Regions from separate parts of the Mus musculus genome. Here regions 1, 2, 3, 4, 5 and 7 are each linked to region 6. Evidence: chromatin loops called from intact Hi-C (ENCODE). Cell type or tissue: heart. All regions are shown on one strand. Region 1 has its middle 44 kb from the start of Fam114a2. Region 2 has its middle 27 kb from the start of Galnt10. Region 3 overlaps Galnt10 (polypeptide N-acetylgalactosaminyltransferase 10). Region 4 overlaps 4933424L21Rik (RIKEN cDNA 4933424L21 gene). Region 5 holds the start of Gm33026 (a long non-coding RNA gene). Region 6 has its middle 23 kb from the start of Gm33078. Region 7 has its middle 9.3 kb from the start of Gm51895.

Region 1 (4,000 bases), 460 kb before region 6:
AACAGCTTTGGCAGCTGAGAACCCTGGGAACGGACTCGCATCAATCAGCAAAGGCCTCCAAGTAGCTACAGCGTGAGCTGCGTGTGGGCAGGTCCTTCGCTTCAAGGAGACCAAACCAGCTACTGGGAGCTTGGCAGCTCTGTGCATGGTTTGTGGAGGATAGAGTCTTCAATGGGTCCTGGAGGGTACCCAGGGTGACAGCCAGTCTGTTGTGCAGAACACGGCAGCAGTATTTGTCACAGCTTGCAACACGCACTTTCCCTGAAGAACTAGGAGCTTCCTCCCCAAAGCCGCCACCAAGCCAAGTGACTTGGAGAGAGAGAGAAAAAAAAAACTGTCGTGCAATTGCTGGAAATGTTTAGGGGGTCTCAGAGACAACAATGCAGGAGGGGCAGGTGAACTGTGGAAACGGATACTCAGTGCTAAGGTAGAGGATCCATCCTCTCTCTCTCTCTCTCTCTCTCTCTCTCTCTCTCTCTCTCTCTCTCTCTCTCCACCTCCCACGGCTAGCATGTCTTCTTGAACAGCCATTCTGACTGGGTTAAGATGGACTCTCAACGGTAGTTTTGAATTGCATTTCTCCAGTGGATAAAAATACTAAACATTATTTTCATGTCTTTGTTTTACTTCTGATCTTATTGTTTTGTATCATTTTTGAGGCTGAGGCTCCTGCAACCCAGGCTGGACTTAAACTGGATATGTAGCGGGGGATGACCTTGAACTCTTGATCCTCCTGCCTCTACCTCCACCTCACCCATGCCCACAGATTTGAAGAGTCTTCCTCTATTCACTTCAAAGTTTCAGCCCTTTCGTTAAGGTGGGCCACTTTGAGCTGACCTTGGCTGAGCATGACACAGGTCCAGTTCAGTCTTCTACGCGAGCATGTCCAGAGGCCATCTTTCCTCCAGTGTATGTTTTCGTACCTGTGGTGGGGAGGGTTCTTCTGCTGGTCGACAGGCCGTGCTTCGTGCCAGTTCCGGCTGTTTTGTTGCTGTAAGTGTCACCTAGCTTAAGATTCGCGTCATCTCTCCAGCATTGCTCTTAGCTCAATGTCGTTTTGGCTGTGCAGGGTGTTTGTGCTTCCCCTGTGGGTTTTAGCATTGTGCTTTCTAGTTCTGTGAACAATGTCATTGGACTTTGGATGGGGTCTGCATTGAACCTGTTCATCTCTTTTGGTAATATGCCCACCTTCACAATGTTAATCCTGCCAGTCCCTGAACATGGGAAGTGCTTCCATCCGCTCGCCACAGTCCTTTCTTCTCACTTCTCTGTGAATTGCCTTCCAGCTCTCCATGTGTCTCCCTGCTCTGGGGCTCCATAAGCTCTTGCGCTAACCAGACAGCAGTTAGCTCCTAGGGTCCTGACTGATGGACATTGAATGCTCACTAACTCCCAGAGCACTTTACACCCAACCACCCCTTCATCATCCTTGGCCATCTCACAGAACTGATTGGCTGGGGGAACCTGAGGCTCCGAGAGGCTGAAAGGGAAGGGGGCCAGAGCTGCAGGCAAATACAGGGGATCTCCTCCCTTCTCCCTCCACGGTCCATCCCGCCAGGAATGCTCTGGCTTGGAGAGGAGGCTGAACACCCCAAGTCAGACTGAAGCCAGGAACAGGAGGAGGCGGTTGCCATGGCAACAAGTGGATAGAGCACTGTGCTTATTGCTTCAGCTCTCCTGACTTCAGGGGAAAAGGAAAAGAAGGATCAGCCAGGACAGGAAGTCTGGAGACGGAGGAGGCAGCCTGTGCACTAAGGATCTGGTGTTGGAAAACTAGGACCTGAGTGTGTGAGCTGGAGCAAGTCCTGCTTTTGCATGAGCCTCTGTGACTGTGGTGGTTTGAATGCTTGGCCCAGGGGGGGATGGCACTATTAGGAGGCGTGGCCTTGTTGGAGGAAGTGTGTCACTATAGGTGGGCTTTGAGGTCTCCCAGTGCTCAAGCTCTGCTGGTACAGAAGAGAGCCTCCTCCTAGCTGCCTATAGAAGAGAGCTTCCTCCTGACTGCCTGCAGTAGAGTATCCTCTTGGATGCCTTCAGATCAAGATGTAGAATTCTTGGCACCTCCAGTTCCAAGTCTGCCTGGATGATGTCATGCTTTCCACCATGATGATAATGGACTAAACCTCTGAAACTGTTAAGCCAGCCCCAATTAAATGTTGTCCTTTATAAAAGTTGCCTTGGTCATGGTGTCTCTCCACAGCAATAAAACTCTAACAAAAACAGCGACCATCAGAAATATCAGGCCCTAGGGTCTCCAGTACCTGACAATCCTAACACGTGGGAATTCTCTATCATGAATCAAGATCCAGAGGGCTGAAAACACCACCAGTGTGACCCAGAGGTGACAGCAACTCACTGGACTCTCAGGATAACTGTGATGTGCACAGCCTTCTCCCAGCCTCCCCAGTAGACCGAAATGTCCTAGAAGCCTCAGTCTTCCGCAATATAACAGAGGACGTTATGCGTGTGCATTATGGCAAAAAGGTACAGTGACCAAAACTGGCCAGCAGATGGAGCCAAGCACTCTGGAATCCAGAGCAGATTTCTAGTTTGGGTTTTGGTGGGAATTTTTATAGTTCGTTTTGTTTTACTTGGTTGGTTGGTTGGTTGGTTGGTTGGTTGGTTGGTTGGTTGGTTGGTTGGTTGGTTGTTGGTAAGGGACGCATACATGCCTGGGCATTTGTGTGGCAGTCAGAGGACAACTTTCAGGAGTTGTTGTGTGTTTTTTTTTTCCTCCCACCATTGTAGATCCCACAGATTAAACTCAGGCTTAGCATCAAGTACCTTTCACTGCTGCCTTACCCCACTGGCTCCTGTTTCCTGTTTTGATTCCCAAAGCTATGGAATCAGAAACCAAGACACGAAGGTAAGAGGTATGTTTGAGGTTTCCCACCTGCGAGCTGTCTAAGCCAGACATAAGATGCTAAGACCAGCCATTATCTTCCTCCCCCCCCCCCCCCCCGTCTTAGTCAGGGTTTCTATTCCTGCACAGACATCATGACCAAGAAGCAGTTGGGGAGGAAAGGGTTTATTTGGCTTACACTTCCATACTGCTGTTCATCACCAAAGGAAGCCAGGACTGGAACTCAAGCAGGTCAGAGAGCAGGAGCTGGTGCAGAGGCCATAGAGGGATGTTCTTTACTGGCTTGCTTCCCCAGGCTTGCTCAGCCTGCTCTCTTATAGAACCAAGATTACCAGCCCAGAGATGGTCCCACCCGCAAGGGGACCTCCCTCCTTGATCACTAATTGAGAAAATGCCTTACAGCTGGATCTCATGGAGGCATTTCCCCAACTGAAGCTCCTTTCTCTGTGATAACGCCAGCCTGTGTCAAGTTGACACAAAACTAGCCAGTACACCCCCCTACTTTTCTCTGTCCAGCCAGCAGGACTCTGGTCAGGCAGAATAAATTCCAAGACACCCTGATCTAATTCTAGCTTGCTTGTAATAGGATGATGGGGAACAAGGAAGGCAGTCCTCAGTCAGAGGAATCGGGTTCACAGAGCACCTGGGGTTGCCTAGACACATAGCACACGTCAAAAATGAACAGTAAAGTCGATCACAGAGGCTTTTTTTAAAATATTTTTTATTACGTATTTTCCTCAATTACATTTCCAATGCTCTCCCAAAAGTCCCCCATACCCTCCCCCCCCCCACTCCCCTACCCACCCATTCCCATTTTTTGGCCCTGGCGTTCCCCTGTACTGGGGCATATAAAGTTTGTGTGTCCAATGGGCCTCTCTTTCCAGTGATGGCCGACTAGGCCATCTTTTGATACATATGCAGCTAGAGTCAAGAGCTCCGGGGTACTGGTTAGTTCAGAATGTTGTTCAATAATAGCCAGAAGCTGGAAAGAACCCAGATGCCCCTCAACAGAGGAATGGATACAGAAAATGTGGTACCTTTACACAATGGAGTACTACTCAGCTATTTAAAAGAATGAATTTATGAAATTCCTAGGCAAATGGATGGACCACAGAGGCTTAACTAGCGTGTGGACTG
Region 2 (4,000 bases), 320 kb before region 6:
CAGGCCCAACACTTGTCTTCCCTCCTTTGCTTCTTCAGCTTCTACGATGTGTCTATCAACCATCGGTGTCCCCGGCTCTGTCTCGGCCTCCTAAATGTCCACCTGGAGCACCTCTGATTGCTCACCCTGCCTCTGCCTTCCCGTGGGCTCCTGTACCTGCCTGCCTGCTTTCTTGTTCTCTTCCCTGGGCATGCTACAGCATAGCGCCAAGGTTGAGGCTGGGCTCTAGATCTCTCCTGATTCCTGCTTGCCTCCATTTTAAGGATGCTTTTTATGGTGGCTTCAAGTACAGGAAGCTGCTGGAGGTGTTTGGGAGGCAACCTCCAAAGAGCACCTGCTCTCCCCAGCATTCCTCACTTTCCCCACCCCCCAATCCTACCACGCACTGTGGGGTGGGTCTTTTATTCCTTAGAACATTACAAAAACAGTGACTGAGACACTGAGTAAGGTTGGGGATATAGGGATGGGTCAGACAGCTCTGCTGGAGTTCAGGTATTCTATTCGGGAGAGGCAAACAGAAGCCTACAACTACTCAAATTTATGGTAAGCCACCCTCTGACAAATAGCCCCACTCCCACCCTGTGCTCTAATTATAATGTCTCCATGCACCTTCCATATAGTTTTCTATTTTAAAACATAATTACATTGTATTTATTATTTATCTTACACATACACATATATATAGTATGTGAATGTGTGTGTGTGTGTGTGTGTGTGTGTGTGTGTGTGTGTGTGTGTGTGTGTGCATGTGATTCATCCAAGCCATCCCATGTATGCGGAGGTCAAAGGACAACTTTTAGGAGTTGGTTTTCTCCCCCATGAGGTTTCCGGAGGTCAAATTGAGGTTGTTAGGGTTAATGGCAAGCACTGTTGCCTGTGAGTCATCTTGCCTGCCCTCACACATTTTATCCTATTTCACATATAAGGAAGCTGAAGAAAAGTGTGGATGCGCTACCTGCTCACAGGTACACAGCTTGTGAGAGTCAAGGCCAAGATCTGATCACTGTGTGGCTATTGGGAGAGCCGGGGAAGGACGGCATTCTTCCTGTTCATGAATAGATATTTTGTTGGTGGTGGTTTTGTTTTTTTAAGTCACAGATAAGTCTCACACATCCCAGGAAGTTTTTGATCTCTCAATGCTACCTAGGATAACCTTGAACTCCTACTCCTCCTGCCTCCACTTCCTAAACCCCAGGATTGCAGGCATGCACAATAATATTCAGTTTACTCTTGCTGGGGACAGAATCTAGAACCTCATGCCTGCCAGGCAAGCCCTCTACCAACGGAGCTATTTCTCCAGACTTCAGACTCTTACTCCCAATTTGACCTGAGAGTAAAACCAAACCGTCAGAAATGAACCGGTGGGGTTTTGGGGGGGGGGAACGACACAGGGGTAGGGAGATGAGGAAGCGGCTCCTCCAGCTAAGATGGCCGAGTGGGGGATTGAGTACCACAGGCTTCTAAAAGAAACACCTCCCCTACCCATCAAGGTGACTAAGGCAGGCTGGGCCGGGTGCTCACTCAGTCCCAGTGTGCAGTGAATGAAGTGTGTGGTCGGCAAACGACCAATGTGCTGCCTGAAATAAGTGACTCAATTATAAAGACAGCAGGTGGCGCCCCGTGTTTCCCACACCAGCCAGCAGGTTTAGGTTCCAAGTCCATATTCCCCAGTCCCACAGCCCTGAGGTTTCTGGTCAATCTGCATATTCACCTCGTTTCTCCACTGCTTCAGAAACTCCTGTTACTATTTTTTTTTCTTTCAGATCTTGCTGTTTCAATTAGTAGCTGGGTTTGATCTAGATGCTTTTCCTCATGTTAAATCCCTTTTGATAAAACAGTCCCCAGAGAACCGGTCTTTGAAACCTCTTTATGAGATCTGGAGTGCAGGAAAACGCCGAGGATAATTACCCACAAGCAGACACTTCTCAGAACCCATTTGCGGTCTTAACAGCGTCCTGTCCTGCCTGACCTGCCTTGTCAGTGATCCTCATGCAGGCTCCACCTCCCTGCTCCTTGTCCTGGACAGCTGCCTGGGGGAAGTCCTTCTCCCAGACACTTTTGTTGCGCTGGAAATTCTGCCTGGGGGGCCTTTGGCTATGAGATGACTCTTGGATGCTTCTAGAACACACGGTGGCTCTCGAGTTTCAGTGTCTCATTGGACCCCTTAGATTAGTGTGATCAGGACATGTGACTTCCACTCTATTGACACCTGCTCGGTTGCCACTAATGTCAATCAGAGAAGTATTTATCTCAGATGTCCATCATATGATACAAGTTGTCAACCACCCTGAGAAGAGCCTCTGGCGGGTGACCGCCATGTCTCCCTGGGCTTTCTGAGCAGGCATGCTCACACTTCCTCTGGTTTGCTGTAGTGTGTTGCTGTTGTCCTGATTCTTGTTTGGGGTAAGTGGGGGTGGACTGACACGGGGTCTCCTGTAGCCTAGATTATTTTTGTTGCCTTTGTTACCCTAGCCTTACTCATCTCCTAGACCCTTCATATCCACCCTCTGCCCTTGCAACCTCCCCCACAAAAGAAAACAACCCACAAAATAAAAATAAATAAAACAAAACATAACAGCCTCTCATCATGGAAGTTGTAGTGTGTCACAGTGTGCTCCACAGTAAACTCTTTCATCCACACTTCTTGCAAATGTTTAATGCAATGAGTCACTGGTCTGGTTCAAGGCTCTGGCTTCTGTTATACCATCAATACTGGATCCTCACCTGGTCTCCTTCCAGATATCATGTTGTTGTCCTGTGTCATAGAGATCCTGCAGTTTTGGGTCAGCAGAACCGGCCCTTTCATGTGCTCTAACAGCTCATAGGTAGATGTTTGGGTGGACCTACTCAGAGCCCTGGATATCTGGGCCTGGGTGGTAGCTGAATTGGTCAGCTCACCTGCTCTCCCAGACACACACCACCAGGGCCAGCTGTCCAGCACTGACCTGGCTAGATTAACCAATGCTGTAGCCGGCAAGGGGCAGGGTCAGCTCTCCTGCTCACCTGCATCCATGCCACCAGGGCCAGCTCTACAGTGCTGCCCAGGCCCGGTGGGTAAGGGGTCACTTATAGAAGCAGGAATGACTCAAAAGGAGCTATCTCTGAAATGCTCACCCAGACTCACAAAAGCTGGGACCCTGGAGCTCCTTGTACCACCAGGAAGCATCTCCCTGGGTCCAAGAACGTCCTTTCAGCAGCTTAGATGGTCAGAGTCTTCTTGTCTGGTGGCTGTCTACTGCTTCCCGTGACTCTGAGGAAGGGCTCGTGAATCTTAGCAGTTTCAGCTTTCCTAAACTTGTGAAGTTTGTTTACCTCCTAATCGTAGTAAGCCTCCTCCTCCTCTTCCTCCTCTTCCTCCTCTTCCTCCTCTTCTTCACCTTCCTCCTCTTCTTCCTCTTCCTTGGAGGGATGTTTCATTTTGGAGGAAACTGATCTCTAAAACTACTCAGCCTTTCTCCCTTTCTTTCCTTCAGATCTCCACTCTGTTCATGAGGATTGTCCTTCACTAACTACCAGCCTGTGTGACTCTAGAGTGTTGAAGTTTGGTCTGCTGCTATGTATTCTACTGCTAAATACTGCCCCCCCCCCAGGTCTGGTTGCCCCCCAAAGGACAAGGAAATCCTCAGGTATACTAAATGATGCTATGTAACCTTGCTCCTTAATATGAAACTATTGGTTAAATAAAGATGCCTACAGCCTAAAGCTGGGCAGAAGAGAGGTAGGCATTGTTTCGGTTCCTTGGGTAGGCTTGGGGTCTGAGGCAGGACCACAAGAAAAAGAGAGAGGAGAATTAAAATAGGAAGATGCTATCGGGTAAGGGATCATGAGAACTGGCCATGAGGGTTGGCCAGTCGGAGCAAGAGCAGCCCAGGCAGAACACAGCAAGTCATATTTGGGAGTTATTTATAGGGAAGAAGACAAATTAGACATAGAGGGTTGATATCTTCCCAGCTCTAGTGCTGATTAAGGCTAATTATATATATAAAAGTTTTGTGTCTGT
Region 3 (4,000 bases), 150 kb before region 6:
CCTTTAGCCCCATGTCTCAAACATGAACTCACCCTCCAAGGAGCTGGTCACTTGCCAGTGAAGTAACTGAGACATGGTCCTGAGGCCAGAGCTCTGCCTTAGAGATGCTGGGATCGGGGTCATCGGGTCCCCAGGCTCGTCGGGTTGGTGCTGTAGAACCACCTCCACGTAGCCCCTGTGCTGTCACAGCTCACTTGTGGATTTCTAGTGCCCTTTTCCATATGAGCACTCTGTCTGACAAGTGGCCGGCTGGGAAGGAGTCAAAAAGGGGAGTGGGTGGGTGTCCAGAATCCAGCAGGGATGCGTGTTGCAGCCAAGGGGAGTTGAGTCCTCAGAGAGCAATGCGGCCTTGTTTCAATAAAAACCGTGCCTTTTACAAAGAGAAAATGCAGCCGAGCAGCTGATTCCCTAAACTTGAACCACTTACTAGTGCCTTGCTAGACAGACAGACAGACAGACAGGGGAGCGTGGAGAAGGGACACTTATTCGGGTCCTATGAGCCCAATGAGTGTCTTTACGTCTGACTTCAAGCAGAAAGTGCAGAGCAGAACCTGAGACCCAGAGGCCCCCACAGCAGGGACAACTGCCTATTTGTGCGGCCCTCCCTGAGACAGGACAGCTCTAGAGACCTGACAAGCCCAGAAGTGCTCTGCCTGAACCTCACTATCAGGGGCGAGCTGAGCAGCTGGGTTTCCAGCGGATGCCGAGCAGGTGGTTAGGGTGGTTAAGGCAGATGCTGCCGCAAGCCATCCCTAGCCTCACTCGCTCCCTTGCTCGCCCGATTCATTCCATCCTCATCTGGTTCCGTCCCCTTCTCCAGCAGTCACTTCCTCTGAGCGCACCTCAGCATTTGTGACTGCTGAACTCTGACCTTAGAGCCTAAGACTTGAGGAGGTGTGTCACAGGAAGAACCAGGTTGGCTTGGTGGCTGGCTGCAGATACTTAATCCCCACCTTGTTTGGGCTTCAGGTGTGGAAATCCTTGTCCTGAAGAGTCAGGTTTCTACTCTGCTGATGGGCCTGTGCCACAGCCCACGCAGCAGGCCGGGCGGCTGGCCTCTTCCTCCAAAGCTTTATTCAGAGGCTAAGACTACAAAAACAAGATGTGGTTAGAAAGGCGGCCTCCCCTCCGCCCCGGAGATTCCAGAAACATTTTGGAATGCAGTGTCCTTGCCATGAGGCCATTGTGTGGCAGGCAGGCTGTCTTACCCTGCCCTGCCAACTAGAGCTTCTGGCTTTAAAAGCAGCCAGCAATGATAGATCTTGCGTTGCGGCAGTGAGCTGCTCTGATGGGCGGCCTAGTGGATCTCCAAAGTCAGCATCATGACTCCCCTTCAGTCCTTCCTGTCACGCTCCTCCCTGCGTGGACCCCTCGCTTCAGCAGTCCCTACTTCTCACAGAGGAGACTGTCTGCATCCAGTGCTCAGGGCAGCCTGTTTGTCTAAAGTCAGGCAGTGTGAAAGGAACAAAGAGTGCAATTCCACCCTGAATTCATCAGCACTTGCCGCTGAGGCTTTCTCCGGCAAATCCTACTCATATTTTGGTTCAAGGTTTTGATGCTGAGCCAGGGCCCTGCTGCCACCATTAGGTGAGAGTGGTAGCTACATCCCAGGTTTCAAGATCTTAACGCGGTCCACTCAGCTCTGACAGGGAGTCCAGGGGCTGCAGGCAGGGAAGCTGGGCACTGAGACAGGGTTCTGGGGGCGGGGGAGGGGCGGATCCCAAGACCACCCACCTCTCCTGGAAGAGAGAGCCTTGTAAGGAATGACTTATCCTGTTCAGTTGTGACTGTGGTTGTTCAATAAACCTCCAGACTTTCTCTAAAGCAGTGTCTGGCATGTCCCTTGTCACCTGCCTTTCTGTCCATGTCCTCAGAAGACTGAGTGCCTGCCCAGCGTCCAGATGTCCTGCAGGGTACTGAATGGAATCGAGGTGCTGCCATTTCTACAGGGGAAGGCAGGCCAGAACAAGGGTGACTGCAGTTACAAAGGGCTGAGAAGGAGAGCTAAGCTGGCTGTCTTAGAAACTGGGGTGAAACCATCGTGAAACTGTCAAGAAATGCTCCTCAGGGCTGACAGACCAAGCCAAGAAGAGGGCAGAGAGCAGCCCCTGCAAAGGCCACGAGACAGAAAGGGGCTCAGGTCTGGAGGAACACAGGGGTGAACTCGGCATTCAGCCTTCTAGACTAGACCAGAAAGAGTTCCAGAGGGCAAACAGAGCTCACGCATTAGCCACAAATAACCTGTTTGCCAAAGTGTTTCTGGGCTGTTTAGCATCTGTAGAACCATGATTAAAACATCTACAGTGAGATCTTGTGCAACTCCTACCCTCTTTAGGCCTTCGTTCACAGTGAAATGAGCAGTGCTTGAAGGTTTGGTCCCTGAAGAACCCTGAGCAGAAACTGTTCCTCGTGTTGTCAGGTAGCAACCACCAGAGGGCGCTATGGACCATAGCTTGGAGAAGGTCATGTACCAGGAAAGCAGGTGAAAGAAATAGATTGACAGTATTCTTAAAGGTACACACTCAGAGATGTCTCAGCAGTTAAGAGCATCTGCTGCTCTTACAGAAGACTCAGGTTTGGTTCCCAGCACCCACATCACAACCATCCTTAACTCCAGTTAGAAGGGATCAGATACACTGATGTCTGTCACCTCCTCCAGAACCAAGCCTGCACGCATGGTGCCCATGCATATACACGGGCAAAAGCATGCCCTAGAATAAAATAAATCCTGTTTTTAAAAAAGGCTTTTTAAAGGGCTGGTGAGATGGCTCAGAGGTTTAAAGCACCTGTTGTTCTTGCAGAAGAGCACATGGTGGCTCCCAGCGGTTTTTAAGTCCAGTCCCAGGAGATCCAGTGCCCTCTTCTGACCTCCATAGGTACCAGGCTGGTACATGGAGTACAGACATGAGGCAAAACACTCACATTAATAAAATACTTTTTAAAGAAAGTTGTCTTTTTTAAACTTTCTTTACCCAGAGAATTATGACCCGATGGTGAATGAACAAGAAAAGCTTCCAGTGCCTACTGTATGCAGATGCTCAGATAGAAGTTGAAAGATGGCGGGTGTAAGCAAGATCCAGAGTGAATGGCTTACAGGATCTGCACCCCCACGAGACCCTTATTTGCCCTCACATGGTCCAATTCCCAGGCTTTGCCAACACGCATAGAGATGCTAGATTATTCATTTGCTTGCTTGTTAAAACTGAATATATGCGGGAGGGGGGGTGGTGCACACCTTTAGTCCCAGCACTTGGGAGGCAGAGGCAGGCAGATCTCTGAGTTCAAGGCCAGCCTGGTCTACAAAGTGAGTTCCAGGACAGCCAGGGCTATACAGAGAAACCCTGTCTCGAACCCTCCCCCCATCAAAAAAAAAAAAAAAAAAAAAAGAATGGCCCCATAGACTCTTACGGTGGAGTTGGGGGTGGGAGGGTTAAAGGCCCTGAAGGGGATAGGACAACAGAATCAATTAACCTGGACCCTTGGGAGCTCTCAGTCTGAGCCAACAAAAGAGCCTATGCAGGCTGGACCAAAGCACCCCCACCCCCACCCCGGAACATATGTAGCTCAGTCTCTATGTGGGTCCCCAACAGGGCCACCTGGTCTAGCCTCAAGGAGAGAGAACACACCTAATCCTACAGAGACTTGATTGGGGGCAGGGGGTGGGCTGGAAATGTTGTTATGGTCCAGCATCTGTCTGCCTCCCTCTTCTCTCTCTCTCTCTCTCTCTCCTCCCCCCACTTCCCCTCTCTCTCCCTCCCTTCCTCCCCTTGTGGATCAAGATTGTAATTCAGTGGGCCAGGGAGTGGTGGCGCATGCCTTTAATCCCAGCATTTAGGAGGCAGAGGCAGGCAGATCTCTGAGTTTGAGGCCAGCCTGGTCTACAGAGTGAGTTCCAGGACAGCCAGGGCTATACGGAGAAGCCCTGTCTCGAAAAATATTATAACTCAGTTCCTTCTCCAGCACCACAGCTGCCCTCTGCCATGATAATAGACTAAGCCTC
Region 4 (4,000 bases), 310 kb before region 6:
AGCCAGCCTTGGTTCTCCTTGCCAGCCTGAGTTCTCAGCTGCAGGGTTTGCCCCAAGACTCATCTCTTATATGCCTATCAGCTGAGGAGGTCATGAAATTGCAGATTCATGGGCCAGCAAGGTGGCTCAGTGGATCAAGGCACTTGCCACCAAGGCTTATGAGCTGAGTTTACTCCTTGGGACCTACATGGTAGGAGAAACTGACTTCTATAAGTTGTCCTGTGGTCTCCACATGCATGCCATGGCATACACCTACACACACACACACACACACACACACACACACACACACACAAAATAAATTTAAATGTAAGGGTGCTGGGAACATGTTCACAAACACAGGCTGCCTGAGCTGTTAGACCAGAGTTGCACAGTCAGCTAGAAGAATGCCCAAAGGCAGGAGATTTACAGGGTAGAAATATCCAAAGGGAAGACCAAAGACCCAGAGGGACACCCCACACATTTGTCAAAAATCAAGCCAAGCATACAGCTGCTGGGGTAGAAGCTGTCACTTGACAAATACCCACCCATGGTGTCATAGCTATATAGACTCAGATGTGGGTCAGCAAGACAGCTTAGCCAGTAAAGGTGCTTGCTGTCTGGGTCTGACAACCTAAATTCCACCCCAGGAACACATAAGGGTGGAAGGTAAGAAGCAACTTCACCAGGTTTCCCTCCGACTTCAACTCTGTGGCATGTATGCTCCCACACACATCGTACGCACACTCATAAAAATTAAACTGTAAAATGAATAAACAATGAAGTCCCTGGCACGTGCTCTCTTTGTGTGCATGCTACGCTCACATCTACTCAAGAAGGAAACTGGGGCTCAGAGAGCTGATGTGACCTGCCCAAAGATGCTGTGGGGCAGTGCCTAGGGTGAACTGACTCTACCAACCCTCCCACTACTGTTGGATAACTCGCTGGGAGCCCCAGACCTCAGCCCCACAAGGTCTAGGCCTCTTTCTTAGGTTAAACGAGCCAAAGCAAGTTGCTGTCATTTGACAGAAATCATATCTTCTTCTGAAAGGAGAAAAGTCTCACATTGGGGCTGCTCCTGAGGACACCCACCCAGGTGTGCTGCCTACCACCTTTAAAGACGTGTTCACCCTGTGAAGAGCAGCAGAGACCAAGCAGTCGTGGTATCTAGCTTACTCCAGTAGTGAGATTCACCCAAAACTCTGTAGGGTCTGAGCGTCAGTGGAAACTGGGGCTCACAAGTCAGCATTTGAATTAAGAAGGGGAAGTTAAATTAAGGTAATACCTTGAACACAATACACGTACCGTCTTCCTATCTTGACAAACATGTTATGACTTACAAGGGTCAAGCTGAAATTTACTGTTAGCAGGATCTTCTCCATGAAACCTGACAAGGTGGTAGGTATGTCCTACCAGCCCTGGCTCCTAGCTTCTCTCTTCTCTCTCTCTCTCTCTCTCTCTCTCTCTCTCTCTCTCTCTCTCTCTCTCTCCCCCAACAGTGTCTCTGTGTAGCCTTGGCTGTCCTGGATGGAACTCACTCTATAGACCAGGTTGTCCTTGAACTTACAGAGCACTTTCTGCCTTCTGAGTGCTGGGAATAAACGTGTGCACCACCAGCTCCTGGGCCATCTTCTCTTTCATCCTCAACGCTGTCGCATACCTTGAAGATCCTTGGTGCACCAGTATGGTTTCAAGTCACACACTTGGCAGCCCCATTCACATTCCTGAAGTCAGCCACACAGCGGCCCCTGCAGGATGAGCGGAGTCATGTAATGAGTCCTTCTTGTCCAGCTTGCTCTGGCTTGGACCCTGTCTAACTATCCTGCTCCCCTCTATCCATCTACACCAGCAGCTACACCTGGGGGCCAAGGCAGGAGAGGGTCAGGATGCTGCAGATCCTCTGGTCACCTGTGTCAGCATTCAGCTAGGCCATCAGGTTCTGGTGAGGTGAGAAGCGTCACCTCTCACAGCCAGTGAAGCCGAAGGAAGGAAATGAAGACTTGGGCTGTTGCCCAGACTGCAAACAAGAGTGTGTGTATTCACAAGCGTGTGTGTGTGTGTGTGTGTGTGTGTGTGTGTGTGTGTGTTTGGGGGCGGTGTGGATATTAAATCACATTTGCTTCCCTTAACCCTTTATCTTTGGATTCTTAAGATTATGTTGTGAGCTGGGGAGGTAGAGGGCTTGCTAGACAAGCATGAAGACCTGAGTTTGGTCCCCTAGAATCGACGATAAGAAGCAGGGTGTGGTAGCACTGATGGCTGAGAGTAGGGGTAAGAGGGGAAGAATGTTGAGAGGTGTTGAGAGGTGAGAACAGTGTCCCCCAGAAGTCTCCACGAGTCACTAGAGATGCCAGTACTACACACTCAGAAGATGAGGTCAGCTGTGAGACTGGACTGGGGAGGCTAGAGATGGACGGCTTCACCTCCCCTGTCCTAGGTGTGAGAAGGTTCTGGAGTGTGCAGAGGCTGGGCCAGTTAGCTAATGGGTTCACCCTCTCCTTCACTCATTCTGGTGGATGCTGTGCTGGTTATGGGGGAGGCTGTAATGGGGAGACTCAGAGATGGTTTCCACCCTGTGGGAGTTCTAGTCTAAAAAGCCAGGCCCACCCACATAACACAAGCAATTATGCTGGCAGATGCAATATTACTACTGTGCCAAGTATAATAAAGGGACACTTAGTATATAAAGGGGTATGATCTGCCTTGGGGGCTCAGAAGGTCTGCCCTATGTCACCTGACCTGAAGTACAAAGGATGAATGAGAAATGAATGATCTAGAAGGGTTCTGGCGAGATGACTCAGCTGGTGAAGTGCCTGATGCATAAACATGAGGGCTTGCATTTGATCCTCAGAACCCCTGTTTTGTCTTGTTTGTTTGAAGATTTATTTATTTTTATGTGCATAGATGTTTTTGCTTGCATGTAGGTCTGTGAGAAGGTGACAGATTCTTTGGAATTCCAGACAGTTGTAAGCTGCCTTGTGCATACTGGGAATTGAACCTGGGGCCTCTGGAAGAGCTGCCAGTGCTCTTAACAGCTGAGCCATCTCTCCAGCCTCTGTTTGTTTTTTTAAAGCAGGATCTTGTGGCACATGGCTACAATCCTAGTACTGGAGAGGTGGAGAAAGCCTGGCCAATCGGTGAGCCCCAGGTCCCAGTGAGAGCTTTTGTTCAAACATCAAGCTGATGGGTCCAGAGGAACAACACATACAGTTGAGCTTTGGTCTTCGTGTGTGTGCACACACTTGCCTCTCACTTGCACCTTCTCAATGCACGCTAACACATACACACACACACACACACACACACACACACACACACACACACACACACGTATGTACAGAGTTTAAAATAAATATGAATGAAAAATACTCAAGAGGGGTGGCAGTTAAGCCACTGGAGGTTGACAGGCAGAGAGTCAGTACATACAGAGCTCCTAAATGCTGGGCCCTTCCCAGGAATGCGTGAGGTTTTCCAGCCTATGTAACCAGCTGAGCAATCCTAGTGCCTGATGGGGATACACTGCTGGTCAGAGCCCGTGTACTGTGAGGTCCTTGCAGGACCATGGAGAGATGACCGGTTGGGCCAGGCAGGTGCTGGAGGCCAGGGATCCTAACATCAAGGTGTTAAAGGCACACAGCTGTCTAGCTCCAAGGTGAACCACTTCCTGACAGCTGATCCGAAGGGCGTCTCCTTGAGTCTCCATTTCTTAGTGCCTTCCCGTTCTCAGGGGACAGTGCACCTCTGACACTGCAGACTGCATTTGCCATGTCTGCCTCCCGCCTAGGCCTTCCTCTGCATTAGTCCTAGCACAGAGATAATTTCTCAAGCAGGAGGCACGTGTCTGACACAGAAGCGGGCACTATGGTGGGCGGGGATGGATAACTAGAAATCCAGAGACAGCCTGTCCATCATTTGACTCACAGGTGATCTCACATAAGCAAATGACAGTTGCTTGTCGAGTTGGAACAAGAAAGGGAGGTTGGCGTGCGATGCTCATAGCTCCGGGGGTCCCCCCACGGTG
Region 5 (4,000 bases), 66 kb before region 6:
TCAGCCTTCCCGTATTTCCCAGCCCTGCCCGGAAGCCCTTGATGGGACCCTGGCTCTTCACTGCTGGTGCTGCCTATTCAGGCCAAGGGAGTCTACTTCCCACAGGCTTCAAAGGCATTCCCCTAGGGAGGGGAGAAAGAGAGGACTTGCAGGGGTCAGTTCTCTGGGAGGCATTGCACAGCAGCCCAGCCTCACGGAGGCTCTGAAGGTAGGTTTGTTTCCTGCATCAGTGATGGACCAAAAAGAGTTTGGATCTTTTGCTTGAGAACGCAGAGGTCTTGGTGAATGGGAGTATTTGACAAGCAGAGTGGATGAAGTAAGGATGCAGGGTGAAGACGGCGGGCGGGCAGAAGGCATCATGGGAAGATACTAAGACCACAGGCTGCAAATTTGGCCACCATGGCAAGCCTCGCTTTGGTTTACAAATCTGGAACGTAAGGATACCTACTCCACTGACCAGTGCTGATACCTACTCCACAGACCAAGCATGCAAAGAGGGCATCCAGTTCCAAATGAGGCTCGTGAGCAGCACAATTTTCATCTCATTGTAATTTCACTATGAAGGAGATGCAATAAACGCATTCACAAATTTTATTTACTTACAAGACCATCAAAATGGCTAGGTGGGTAACGATGCTTGCTGCTGAGCATGGAGAGCCAAGTTCCATCCCCTGAACTTACAGGGTAGACAGAGAGAACTGACTCCTGCAAGCTCTCTCAGGAACCCCACCCACCCCTGCAATACGCGTGTACGCTAAATAGATTTACTATTTTAACATGTGTGAATGCTTTGCTCACATGGGTGTCTGCATACATGCATACCTGGTGCACTCAGAGGTCAGAAGAGGGCACCGATTCCCTGGGACAGGAGTCCAGACAGCTGTGAGCCGTGTGGGAGCTGGGAGTTGACCCTGGATCCTCTGCAAGAGCAGCCAGTGCTGTTAACTGCTGAGGCATCTCTGCACTGCCCCCCCAATACTAAACAAACAAATGAATAAATAAACAAACAAACAAATAAATAATATAAACACATATTTACTTAAATTTTGAGACAGAGCCATTTTTGTTGTGGTTCATAATTCCCCAGCCCCATTCCCACCCCAGGTACTACACCCGCAGATATTGTCACTACCATACCTTAAAATGAGTAGCCCCCACTTGCAGTTGTGGCACCTAAGCCTTGGACATTAGAAGCAAGTGCACTACTCTGAGCTATCTGTGCCTTACTTATTTTTAATGTTACACATTTTTGAAATGTTGAAACTATCTTAAAATGTCAGGTAGCTTGGAAGGGCATTAGTGACTCTCCTGCCGTCATTTGGACCTGAGCTGATGGGATGTGCCCTCTCACTGATCAGCTTGCTCCTGCCTCCTTAAACTGAGGTCAGTCTCCTGCAGACCCTAAACCATCACTTATTAGAAGATAACTCCTGTGCATGCCCAGTATGGAGACCCACTGTGGTCCCTTCAGTTGGAGACCAATACTCAGACTTCCCCTGACCTTTCTCTTGACCTTTTAAAGGTGTGTGTGTGTGTGTGTGTGTGTGATATATGTGTGTAACATAGGTGTGCATGAGCCTCGTGAGGATGGAATAAGGACCTGATCCAGGCTGTTAGGCAAGGGCTCCGCTACCAAGCTACGCCTCATTTTCTATCTGCCTGTGTATTCTTGTGCATCTGTGTGACACACGTACAAGTGTGCATGCACACCGTTAAGTTTTTGAGTGTTCTTAGCTGCTGAGCCATCTTTCCAGCTCCTGTTTGTTTGTTTTTTGAGACAGGGCCTCACTGTGTTGCCCTGGCTGGCCTGGAACTCATATAGTCCAGTCTGGTCTCAAACTCACAGAGATCCCTTGTCTCTGACTTTGCCTCAAAGGTGTGTGTCACCCCACCTGGCTTTTGTCCTCATTTTTTAAAGGAAAAGAAATGGAGCGAGTAAAAAATGGTAAAGGGAGTGTGTAACCGAAGGCTTAGGAACTATGGGGTGGGCCCCTCTTCTGGGGACATGGTTGCTGGGACCCCAGTGTCCTCTAGGTGGCACCCAATTCCCTGGGGAGGGTGATGAACAGTTCCTCAGGCTAAGGGGAGCTTCTGAGGGTCTAAGCCCTTCCTGTCTGATATTTTAGGAAACAAGCCTCTATCTCTCACTGTTCTGAGGGGAACGGCATTCGTTCATCCATCCATTCATTCATTCACTCACTCACTCACTCACTCACGCACTCACATACACATTCACCAGTTGTTTTCCCATACTCAGCCTGCTCTCCGCAGCACTCCTGTCCTTTGTAGGTCAGAGCACAAAGGGCTGGGGGAAAGAGACACAGAGCTCAGGAGGCCTGGATTCATTTCACATCCTGTGTCTGCTCTTCTCTTGCTGTGAGCCTCTGAGGCCTGCAGCTTAAAAAGAGAGAGAAAGGTCACCCTGACCAGATCCAATCTCTCTACCTCTCAGCACCACGGGGCCCCTCCCAGAACCATCCAGGACGGCCTCACAGGAAGGTGAGAATGGAGGTCAGGTGGCCTGGGGCATCTTCGTGAGGTGGGGGCAACCCCTCAGAGGATGGGGGGGGGGGGAGGAATGTCTCCAGGTCCTTAAGGCTTATTTCAGGTTCTTCCTCGTAAGACAGAAACTGTTGACACTTTCTTATGGAGAGATGGCAGCCAACACTGTGATTATACTCCATCTCCACTGTTCTCCAAAGAGCCATGATAAAAGGGAAACCTTCAGAGACTCAAGGCCTGCGCCCTGGCAACCTACCTGAGGCGCTCCTGGGGGGTAGGAGGACACACAGGTGGCCATCACAGATGTGTCCTGGGTCTCCTATTCCTAATTCTTTAGTCACCGACATCTCGTCATGCTGCTTGGACTCCTTTGTCTGCGACCCATGACACTCATTTCCCACCCTCCTGAGGGGGACCAAAGTTGGGGACAGAAGCCTTGGCCAGCAGCAGAAATGAGTTGCAGAAGGGAAGGGACCAGGCAGCTGTGGATCCAGGCTGGGTGACACAAAGCAGACTTCTCGCCTGGGAGTCTCCTCCTCTTCCATTTATTCAGGGTCAGTGAAACAACCTTGTTTTCAGGCCTCGATAAAAGTGGGAAGCAGTGGAGCTCAAGGGCCGTCCAGTCCGGGTGATGGTTCAGAGTGCAAACCATTCCTTCCTCATCTCTGTGTGGAGAGATGCTTTTAGGGTGGAGAGATGTGTTTCCCCTCCTCATGAAAGTAATCCCTCTGCCTCCTTCCCAGTCACCTCCTAATTAGTCTAATCTTCTGCCATCCTGTTTGTAAGGAAGACAAACACTGGGAAAACTGGGCAGGGCATGGCCTGCTGAGCTGCCAGCCCAGTACACATCACTAGCTTTCTGCGTGAGCTCGGGGATCCCACTTCCATGGGTACCAGGGATGGCCAGGCTTCCTCTGCCCCATCTCTGAGATTCTGGCTTTTCCTTAGGAGGCACTGCCCTGGAACCACCAAACCTACCAAGAGCAGAGGTCAAGAGAGAACACAGCCAGCCAGGGGGGTAGGGGGCAGAGAGGCCTACAGTAAGGCAAAAAGATGTCCTTGTAGAAATCTGGAGGCAGCGTTCAAAGCTAAGGCTGAGCTGAGTGCCGGTACATATGGCCCTGCTCTACTGTGGTCTGGTGATATCACTGGAGATGCTAGGGTAAGAGCCTGGCCTGCGGCAGACTTAACCAGCCAGGTTCCACCACCACCTGTCTGCAATAGACCATTTAAAGAGATAGGATTACAATGAAAAGCAGAGAAAGGAGATTTATTCAATGTGGCTATGGGAAGAAGTCTGTCTTCAAGGTCCTGGTGAAGTTTAGGTTTACATAAGAGGGGGAGAGGCAAACATAGCTAAGTAGTCCTGGTCAAGAACTTTGGTCAAGGGTGTGGCCTCACCCATCACAGACTGCCTGTTGTCTTGGCTCTAGTTTCTCCTGTAAAGTGACCTGACAGTTGTGTGAAATCTTTTTGTGAAACGAGTTCCCCTCTGGTT
Region 6 (4,000 bases):
TTCGGGAGGCAGAGGCAGGTGGTTTCTGAGTTCGAGGCCAGCCTGGTCTACAAAGTGAGTTCCAGGACAGCCAGGGCTATACAGAGAAACCCTGTCTCGAAAAACAAAACAAAAAACAAACAAACAAACAAAATCCACACAGCAAGAGGAAGTGTAAAATTGCCAAGCTGTTACATAGGAAGCCACTGCCACCTCACGAGGGTGTGGGCCCCCAGGGGTGCCCTGGAAGGCTTGAATTCTTTCACTCTCACCTTCTTCCACTCTCTCCCCTTCCACTCATCTCCTCCCCCAGCCCTCTGCTGGCGGGGAGCTTATCAGCAAGGAGTGGCCCCCTGCTAATCGCCTGAGCTCCAGGCCCAGGATTAACCTTGCAGACCTGGGGCCAGGGTCAGCAGCCCTGGCTACCAGTCAAGCCCCATGGTCTTAGCTGTAGAAGGGGGGCCAGGATGGGGGCTCAACTACAGACTGGAGCCAACGGGAGCCTCTCAGTCTCCACTTAGAGCCCTGCAGGGGCTTCCCCTGATCGGGGAATAGAATCCAGACCCTGCCTGCCCCAGGCCTCTCTGACAGGTCCTGCCACTCGGGTGACCCTCCCCCTCCCTCTTAACGTTCTCCCCTCCACTCTTGTTCTCTGACTTGGCTCCTCCTAAATCTAAGCCCTTCTTTCCAGGCCTTCTAAGATGTCCTATGCTGAATCTTCTTTAGCTTCACACACACACACACACACACACACACACACACACACACACACACACACACACACACACCCCTGCAGTCCCCTCCACTCCCTTCTGTCACAATCACCCTATTTCCCCTGTTAGGTTTAGCTTTCTTCTTCTTCTTCTTCTTCTTCTTCTTCTTCTTCTTCTTCTTCTTCTTCTTCTTCTTCTTCTTCTTCTTCTTCTTCTTCTCCTTCTCCTTCTTCTCCTTCTTCTCCTCCTCCTCCTCCTCTTTCTCCTTCTTTTCTTCTTCTTTGTCCTCTTCCTCCTCCTCCTCCTTTCTCTTCTTCCTCTTCCTCCTCTTCTTGTTTTTTGCTTTGTTTTGTTTTTCAAGACAGATTCCCTCTGTCTAGCCTTTGCTGTCTTGGAACTCGCTCTGTAGACCAGGCTGGTCTCAGACTCACAGAGATCCTCATGCTTCTGCCTCCCAAGTTCTGGGATTAAAGTCATCGCTCATCACCTGAACCCTGGTTGGCTTTTCTATCTGCCTTTACCACTTTACCATGAGCGGAGATCATTACACCCAAGGCTAGGGTGGAACTCAGGATGGGACTCCATGATGATCCGTGGAGTTCAAGGATGAGGGCAGTACAAGTGTCCAGTTAGCCTGGGTTCCAGGCTGGGCTCAGGGTACCAATAGGGAGAATACTGAGCCAGTACCCACTGGGAGAGAAGACGGGTATTCAGAGGAGCCAGGATGAGCCCCAAGGTTGTCCTGGAGGCCGAAGGGACTATTTAAGTGTCCCCTCTGGTAGAAGCTGAGGGCATGAGGAACAGAGGCAGAAAACTCTTCATTTCCTCAGATTCCAAACCCTGGCCTGTCTAACCCTGGTCTTTATCGCCACCTGCTGGCTGGGTGTGGAATGACACCAGGTCGGCCATCATCTGCGGGACTCCAGCCCGAGGTTCCTCCACAAGGTACAGGAAGCCACCAAAGTCTCGCTCAGCCCTGGAGTCTGCATCCTGCTGGGCTTTCAGGACATCCCCGGGCAGGAGACCCGTGCCATCCATCAAGAGGGACCTTGGCTAAGTCAGGCTGCTGCCACCGTGGAAAAGTGTCCTGCAGAGAGCGGGCTACACCCTGTTCCCAAATGTGAGTAGTCCGCCATGGGCCCAGGACTCTGTATTCCGAGTCAGGATGGGCTCGATGCTCAATCTCATCTTCCCCATGCCAGATGCCCTAGGAGCTCAGAAGGTGGAGACAGCTGTATCACACCCCCACACAGACGCACTCAGGTATGCACACTCCTGCACCTCTGAACCTAGATTGACATTTCCTTCTCTCTCTCTGTTTATTGTTTCTCCATCTTCCTGCGGCAACGCCTGGAGAAAGGACAAGGTCCCCTGAGCTACTACTGTTCTGGTTTGGGGTGAGGCTTTGTTTGTTTGTTGTGTTTGTTTGTTTATTTGTTTGGTGTGTGCATAATATGTGTGTGGACACATACCTCCCGGCACACATATGGACAGCTTGAAGGAGTTGATTCTCTCCTTGCATCATGTAGATCCCGGGAATCGAGCTCAGATCACCAACCAGGCTTGGCGGCAATCGCCCCTACCCACTGAGCTGTCTGGTGACCCCTCAATTACTGAACTGATAAACCTGGCAGCACTCAGCTCTCACCTGTGCTGGCTGGCACAGGTGCCTGCCTGCAGGCTCAGAGCTACCCTTTCTGCCACTCACAGCACTACATAACTGGGGGAACTGGGACACTGAGGTCAGCCATGCGCACTCAGGTGGGCGTGTTCCTCATGACAGCTTTCTCCAGATGCACGGGAGTACTCTAATAACTGTAAACTCACCTGCTTCCATCCCTTGCTGTGTTCCTTTTTTTTTTTTTTAGATTTATTTATTTATTTATTATATATAAGTACACTGTAGCTGTCTTCAGACACTCCAGAAGAGGGCGCCAGATCTCGTTACGGATGGTTGTGAGCCACCATGTGGTTGCTGGGATTTGAACTCAGGGTCTTCGGAAGAGCAGTCAGTGCTCTTAACTGCTGAGCCATCTCTCCAACCCCCTTGCTGTGTTCTATGGTCACTGTGAAGAGGTGCACAGAGACAACCAGGTGGATAAGCTAGCACTTGGATTTTAAGATTGCTGGTTGCTTGCTCGCTTGCAAGTTTGATTCCAGGTCTAACGCATCCCAGGCTGACCTCAAATTCACTCTGTTCAAAGATGATCTCTACCTTTTATTTTCTTACTGTTGTTGTCATCATCATTATTGTGAGGATCGAACCTTGAGCCTCACTCATAGGAGACGAGCGTATGTAGTCCTGGGGACAGGACCTAGAGTTTCCTGCATGCTTAGCAAACACCTTAACCCACTGAGCCACACCCCCAGCCCTCTGGAGCAAAAATTTGATTAATTTTTTTTTGACTGTGAGTTTCTTCTAACTAACACTCACCTTCCTTTCTGTACACTCTCGGGGTCCCCTCTCTGTTCACCCACAGTCCTCCTCAACTAGGCAGCCAGTTCAAATGGATGTCTACCTAAGATCCCACACTCTGCCACCCTCCACGGTGTGACTCCTAGCACAGTGTCTTGACCTCTCTGGGTCTCCCTCTTTGAAGTGTGTACTTCAAATAACAGTACTTAATGCCCCTGAGAAGACAGCAAGCAATAAGGGACTATGTGAGCCAGGCAATCTGGGACCTGAAAGTGCTCAGGGAAGGGACCAGAGAAATTCTCACCGTAAGTCTCCTCCATGAGCATTTTGAGGATGTTTGTACTGAACGTAAGAGAGCTGAGGGGCTATCAGGGACCCTGGTCTATCCTGGTTACCGTAAGCCACAGGTGAAGCACCGAGAGGGAAAGTTATTTGCTTAAAGCCACGCCCCCCGTCAGAGGGAAGACTGCTGGGAATTCAGTTCTTACCTACGTGTGATGGCGCATGCCTGTAAGCTCAAGGAAGTTGTAGTAGGATGGCCTCGAGTTCGAGTCCATCCAAGGCTGCATCTTGTGCTCAAGACTCATTGGTGATACGTAGCAAACCTCTGTTCCAAACAAACAGCAAGGTGGCTCAGTGGTTAGAGCCAAGAGATGGCTCAGCAGTTAAAATCACTGGCTGCTTTTCCAGGGGACTTGGGTTTGGTTCCCAGCACCCACATGGTAACTTACATCATCTGTAACTCTAGTTCCATGGGAGCTGATCCCCTCTGTGGCCTCCTTGGACACTAAGTACTCATGCGCTGCATAGACATACACACAAGCAAAATGCCCACACATGGAAGACCGATGGTGCTTTGAGAATGTTTTTCTGATCTAGAGAGTTTGAAGTA
Region 7 (4,000 bases), 390 kb before region 6:
TCTACTCATTCCCCAGTATTGTAGAGACTCCTCCCAACAATGAGTAGAGCTTTCAGGTTCTTTCCTATTAGACAAAACTTTCCAATAACCTGTTTGTCTCCAGTTTCCCTCCTCCCACTCTGCCCCTTGCATCATCCCTGTGCTGAGATTTCTGCCACTGTGGTCCCCTGTGCTTCCATGCCACTGAACCCTGAGATCCTCCTCCATCTTGTTGATCAGCTTCTGACCGTTCTTCTGCCTTGCTATAGTTTTTCTCTTTGGTCCCTGAGGTAACTACTTCCTTCCTGTAGTGGCACTCCCCAGTAGCTGCCTCAGAAATATGGGGACTTTGTTTGTCTGTTTTCTTCCCTCCTAACTGACCTCATCTGGCTTTGAGTCATTTAACACCGACTGGCACCTAGGGCTTCCACATCCAGCCTGGTCACCTCCACTGAGTGAAGCCCAGGCAGCACCTCCAGTTGGGCCTCAAAAAAGACGTCTTAGTTGGGGCAAGGAGGCAGAGGCAGGGGCAGGCAGATCTGTGTGAGTTCAAGCTAGCCTGGTCTACAAAGTGAGTTCCAAAACAGCTGAGCTACACAGCTTATCTCAAAAAGCAAAAGCAAACCAACAAATATCTCAAGCATAATGTGTTTAAAATCAAACTCCTGGCCCTTCCAACCTCCCCTCTTCTGGAATGGGAAAAGCAACCTTGGAGTAAAGACAACCATTCCGAACTCTGCTTCCCGTGTACAGCCAACCCAGCCTCAGATCTGCTGCAAGCGTCTGTTTCAGCCTCAAGTTAGAGCCAGAACCCACAGCCTTTGTCTCCTCACTGCTGCCACCGAGCCACCTTTGTCCTGTCTGACAGCCATGCCTTCTGGCTCAGCTCCCTGCTTCTTCTCATGACCCCATGACCTCTCCACCTAGAAACCAACATGACATAACTGCCTATGCATTCGAACCCCTTGGTAAGCTGTAGAAACTGCAGAGTCCAGACCACATCTCAGACCAATCAAAAGCTGGCATGGGTGTGTCTGCCTCTGAAAGTCAAATCGAATCATTCTCCTGCCTAGAAACTTTAGCTGGTTTCTTGTCTTTGAATAAAAGCCAAAGTCCTGGTACACCCCCACCCCCCTTTAGCTAGCAGTTCCCACACTTCAGCTCTGCCCCACTGGTGCATGCCTGACTCTCTCAGTCTGCACAGGACTTGATCATTTGTGTTCTATCCAGCCTCCTGGGGTCACTAATTTTCCAGGTCTGGGCACCATGGCAAGGGCCTACTTTCCTGGCACAGCCTGCCTACCACCTCTCAGAATGCATCTTCTTTTACTCTCCATGGGCTTGGTTAATGCCAGATACACTAACATTCTTCATCCTAATCAAGCTAGACACTCACATTTTCTTTTTGCTGTTCCTTCTGCCTCAAGATCCCCACCTGCCACCTCTAAAGCCACCATATCATATGAGGCTTCTCCAATAGCTTATGTAAAATCACCGCCCTCCAGCCTGTCCAGAGGCTTGGTGGTAAGAGTGCTTGCTGTTGCAAGCATAGGACCTACGTTAGGATCCTTAGCATCTACTTAGAAAACTAGGCTTGGTCTGGCTCAAACACAAAATCCCAGTGCTGAAGGAAGTGTAGACAGGCTTGCTCAGGCTTGATGGCTTGGGTTAGCTTCAGCTCCAGGTTCAGGGAAAGACTGTGCCTCAGGGGAATAGGGCAGAGAGTGACAGAATACACGGACAGGCAATCAGGCACAAACGCACGAATGCACGGCACACGAGTGAACACACACACACACATTGCTCCCCTCCTTCCCTCTGTATCCCTCACTTCCACTTTACCTTTTCCATAGATCCCATCATCCATCATGTGTTGACACATATGTGTATTTGGTTTTTCAGCCCCACCCGTTCTAAAGCATAAACTTAATGAACACAAGGACATCTGTTCTCACTGCTGTTTCCACAGCATGTCAAACCACATCTGGTCCACAGCAAATCTCAACAGCTATAAATGGACTAATGGAAACCCAGATCAGACTTACTGTAGTTCCAGGGGCAGCCAGCAGAGGCCGCTGTGGTGCCACTGATAGGACCAGGGGCACATGCTCTTAATAATCAGCCAGCTGCTCCCGTTCCTGGGTGGGAAACAGCCACCAATCAGGCCCAGCTGGGGTATGGATGCATGTTTATTATTATCTCCAAGATCTGGTTGGGGGCAGCTCCGGGAGATCAGCTGCAAGCCATATTCGGTAAGCTTTCTGCAAGGAAGGCATCAGGGTGAGGACAGTTTAACAAAGCCACAACGCATGGACAGACAACAGCTCCCGGGGAGAAAAGGGGAGGGGGAAAGAGTGAATTCGGCCAGACTCAGGAGGCCCAGTCCGGGGTTGCAATTAGAGTGAACATGTGGAGTTGACATCCAGAAACTAGATTCCCAAGAATTACGGAGAGCACAGGCAGGCACGAAGCCTGGCTCAAAGGTGCCCCCGGATGTCCTCGGCTCTTTCCCTGTGCTTTAGCCCTCACACGCACAAGCACTTTCAGACATACGCGGCTCCAGTTCTCCTTAGAAGCTCACCTACGATTGTTCTTTATGACAACATATTATACAAAAATTCTGGGCTTAAGAATTTTAAAACAAGCAGACAAACTTTCGACCCACTTTTGGATGTGTGACTCAAGATTTTACTTGAAAAATGTGGTTGGCACACCTGTGTCTCTTCATTTGGGATACTTGATAACGTTCTGTGAGCCACCCAAGTGTCCAGATAACAGGAGGTGACTTATTAGCTCTCACTTTGCACTTGAAAGCCAGAAGAGATCTTATCAGAGCCATTTTCTTGGCTTTGGAATTCAGGGGAGCCACCGGTTCATTTGCATACAATTTGCATGCCTCTTAAGCATATTAGCTAAACATTCCGGAAACCCTCACCATGGGCTCAGAAACCCACTACAAACTTAATTTCATTTAATCCACCTGAAAATCAATGAGGGGAGGCCTGTTCTACTCTCCCACTATCTCAAATGATACTCACTAGTTTTGAGTAACCTGCTGCCCAAGCCAGGCTAAGCGAGGAGTCTGAGGCCCCCTAAGAGGATGGGAGAATCCTCTGCAGAACAGGCCATAGAGGGAGCCAGAAGGGCAGTGAAAAGCCACCTGGCTTTACAACACGTTTGTCCTCTGCCAGCTGCTGATTTTCCTGCCACAAAATGATTTCAGTGTTTCCCTTGAAAGTTTGGGAGGACTGAAGCACTTAAGCCTGGTGGGACTCATTAAACAGGAGTTTGCCCTGGGCTGGAGAGATGGCTCAGAGGTTAAGAGCACTTGCTGCTCTTGCTGAGGACAGTGATTGGTTCCCAGGACCTACATTGGGCTTATTATAGCCACCCACACCCATTCCAGGGGATCTCATGCCCTCTTCTGGCCTCTGTGGACATTGCACACATGGTACACATAAGCGTACGTATAAAATAGTAAGACAAAGAGCCCTGTAGTTTATCCTGAGACCTTGTTAAAAGGTAAGAGTCCCAAAGCTCTGAGAGGCAAGCACTTTGGCCTCACCTCTCAATGTGTCCCCTCAGGCTTTACAGCCATACCACAGACCATTCTCTAAATAAAAACATCCTCGTGCTATGATTGGTCTGAGGCCTTGGATTTCCCCAGCTTGCTCGTGGTGAAGTTGGAGCCATGCTCCCCACAGCTGTGGGATCCTGAGACAGTCATTGTTTAGCCACTGTCCCCTCCTACTAGCTCACCTTTTCTACTCCCACTCTGAGATTTGAACGGAGAAATAAGGCTAGGAAAGGCTAAAAGCTGCCCTAGTCATCAAGAGAATTAAAGTGGAGAGAAGGGTGAATGAGAAAGGGGGGGGGGGGAGACTGGGGCTGCCCACTCTCCAATCAAGAGCCTCTTAGCGCTAAGCTACCCACTTGGGCACAGCAGTAGTACACAGTACAGTGACAGTGTAGATGGCTTTTGGTATGCCAGCTGCAAAATGCCTTAGTGAGCATTTAATTT

The links. Hi-C counts contacts between places; a loop is a spot of excess contacts. Peaks named below come from ENCODE experiments on the same cell type or tissue, not always from the same donor. Only the 100,000 strongest peaks of a DNase experiment are listed, where the experiment ranks them.
Region 1: it touches region 6 in a loop (20-fold over the local background); 12 of 42 quality-filtered maps call a loop at or near these places.
Region 2: it touches region 6 in a loop (11-fold over the local background); 7 of 42 quality-filtered maps call a loop at or near these places.
Region 3: it touches region 6 in a loop (12-fold over the local background); 15 of 42 quality-filtered maps call a loop at or near these places.
Region 4: it touches region 6 in a loop (2.0-fold over the local background); 7 of 42 quality-filtered maps call a loop at or near these places.
Region 5: a loop joins it to region 6, with 2.9 times the contacts of the local background. A loop is called at or near these places in 11 of 42 quality-filtered maps.
Region 7: a loop joins it to region 6, with 14 times the contacts of the local background. A loop is called at or near these places in 16 of 42 quality-filtered maps.

The regions. Positions count from the first base shown.
Region 1 is chr11:57,472,838-57,476,837 of GRCm38, forward strand. No RefSeq gene overlaps it. Among named protein-coding and RNA genes, the nearest start is that of Fam114a2, 44 kb to the right of the region's middle. In heart, a CTCF peak has its summit at 2,484 (motif pointing right); no DNase peak of the experiment used is centred here.
Region 2 is chr11:57,616,151-57,620,150 of GRCm38, forward strand. No RefSeq gene overlaps it. Among named protein-coding and RNA genes, the nearest start is that of Galnt10, 27 kb to the right of the region's middle. In heart, a CTCF peak has its summit at 1,617 (motif pointing right); no DNase peak of the experiment used is centred here; H3K27me3 peaks cover 506 bases.
Region 3 is chr11:57,785,678-57,789,677 of GRCm38, forward strand. Galnt10 (polypeptide N-acetylgalactosaminyltransferase 10) reads left to right here. Exons shown (of 12, transcript NM_134189.2): 12 at 1-1,824. Among named protein-coding and RNA genes, the nearest start is that of 2010001A14Rik, 14 kb to the right of the region's middle. In heart, CTCF peaks have their summits at 1,579 and 2,427 (motif pointing right); no DNase peak of the experiment used is centred here; H3K27ac peaks cover 387 bases.
Region 4 is chr11:57,625,562-57,629,561 of GRCm38, forward strand. 4933424L21Rik (RIKEN cDNA 4933424L21 gene) reads right to left here. Exons shown (of 4, transcript NR_153850.1): 3 at 1,547-1,727. Among named protein-coding and RNA genes, the nearest start is that of Galnt10, 18 kb to the right of the region's middle. In heart, a CTCF peak has its summit at 1,730; no DNase peak of the experiment used is centred here.
Region 5 is chr11:57,866,910-57,870,909 of GRCm38, forward strand. It overlaps Gm33026 (a long non-coding RNA gene), which reads right to left and starts at 2,411. Exons shown (of 6, transcript XR_879887.3): 1 at 2,254-2,411; 2 at 823-920. In heart, a CTCF peak has its summit at 2,023 (motif pointing right); no DNase peak of the experiment used is centred here; H3K4me3 peaks cover 262 bases; H3K27ac peaks cover 2,821 bases; H3K27me3 peaks cover 415 bases.
Region 6 is chr11:57,932,902-57,936,901 of GRCm38, forward strand. No RefSeq gene overlaps it. Among named protein-coding and RNA genes, the nearest start is that of Gm33078, 23 kb to the left of the region's middle. In heart, CTCF peaks have their summits at 1,564 (motif pointing left) and 2,581 (motif pointing right); a DNase peak (open chromatin) is centred at 1,650; H3K4me3 peaks cover 618 bases; H3K27ac peaks cover 1,071 bases.
Region 7 is chr11:57,547,048-57,551,047 of GRCm38, forward strand. No RefSeq gene overlaps it. Among named protein-coding and RNA genes, the nearest start is that of Gm51895, 9.3 kb to the right of the region's middle. In heart, CTCF peaks have their summits at 2,036 (motif pointing right) and 3,410 (motif pointing left); a DNase peak (open chromatin) is centred at 2,074; H3K4me3 peaks cover 448 bases.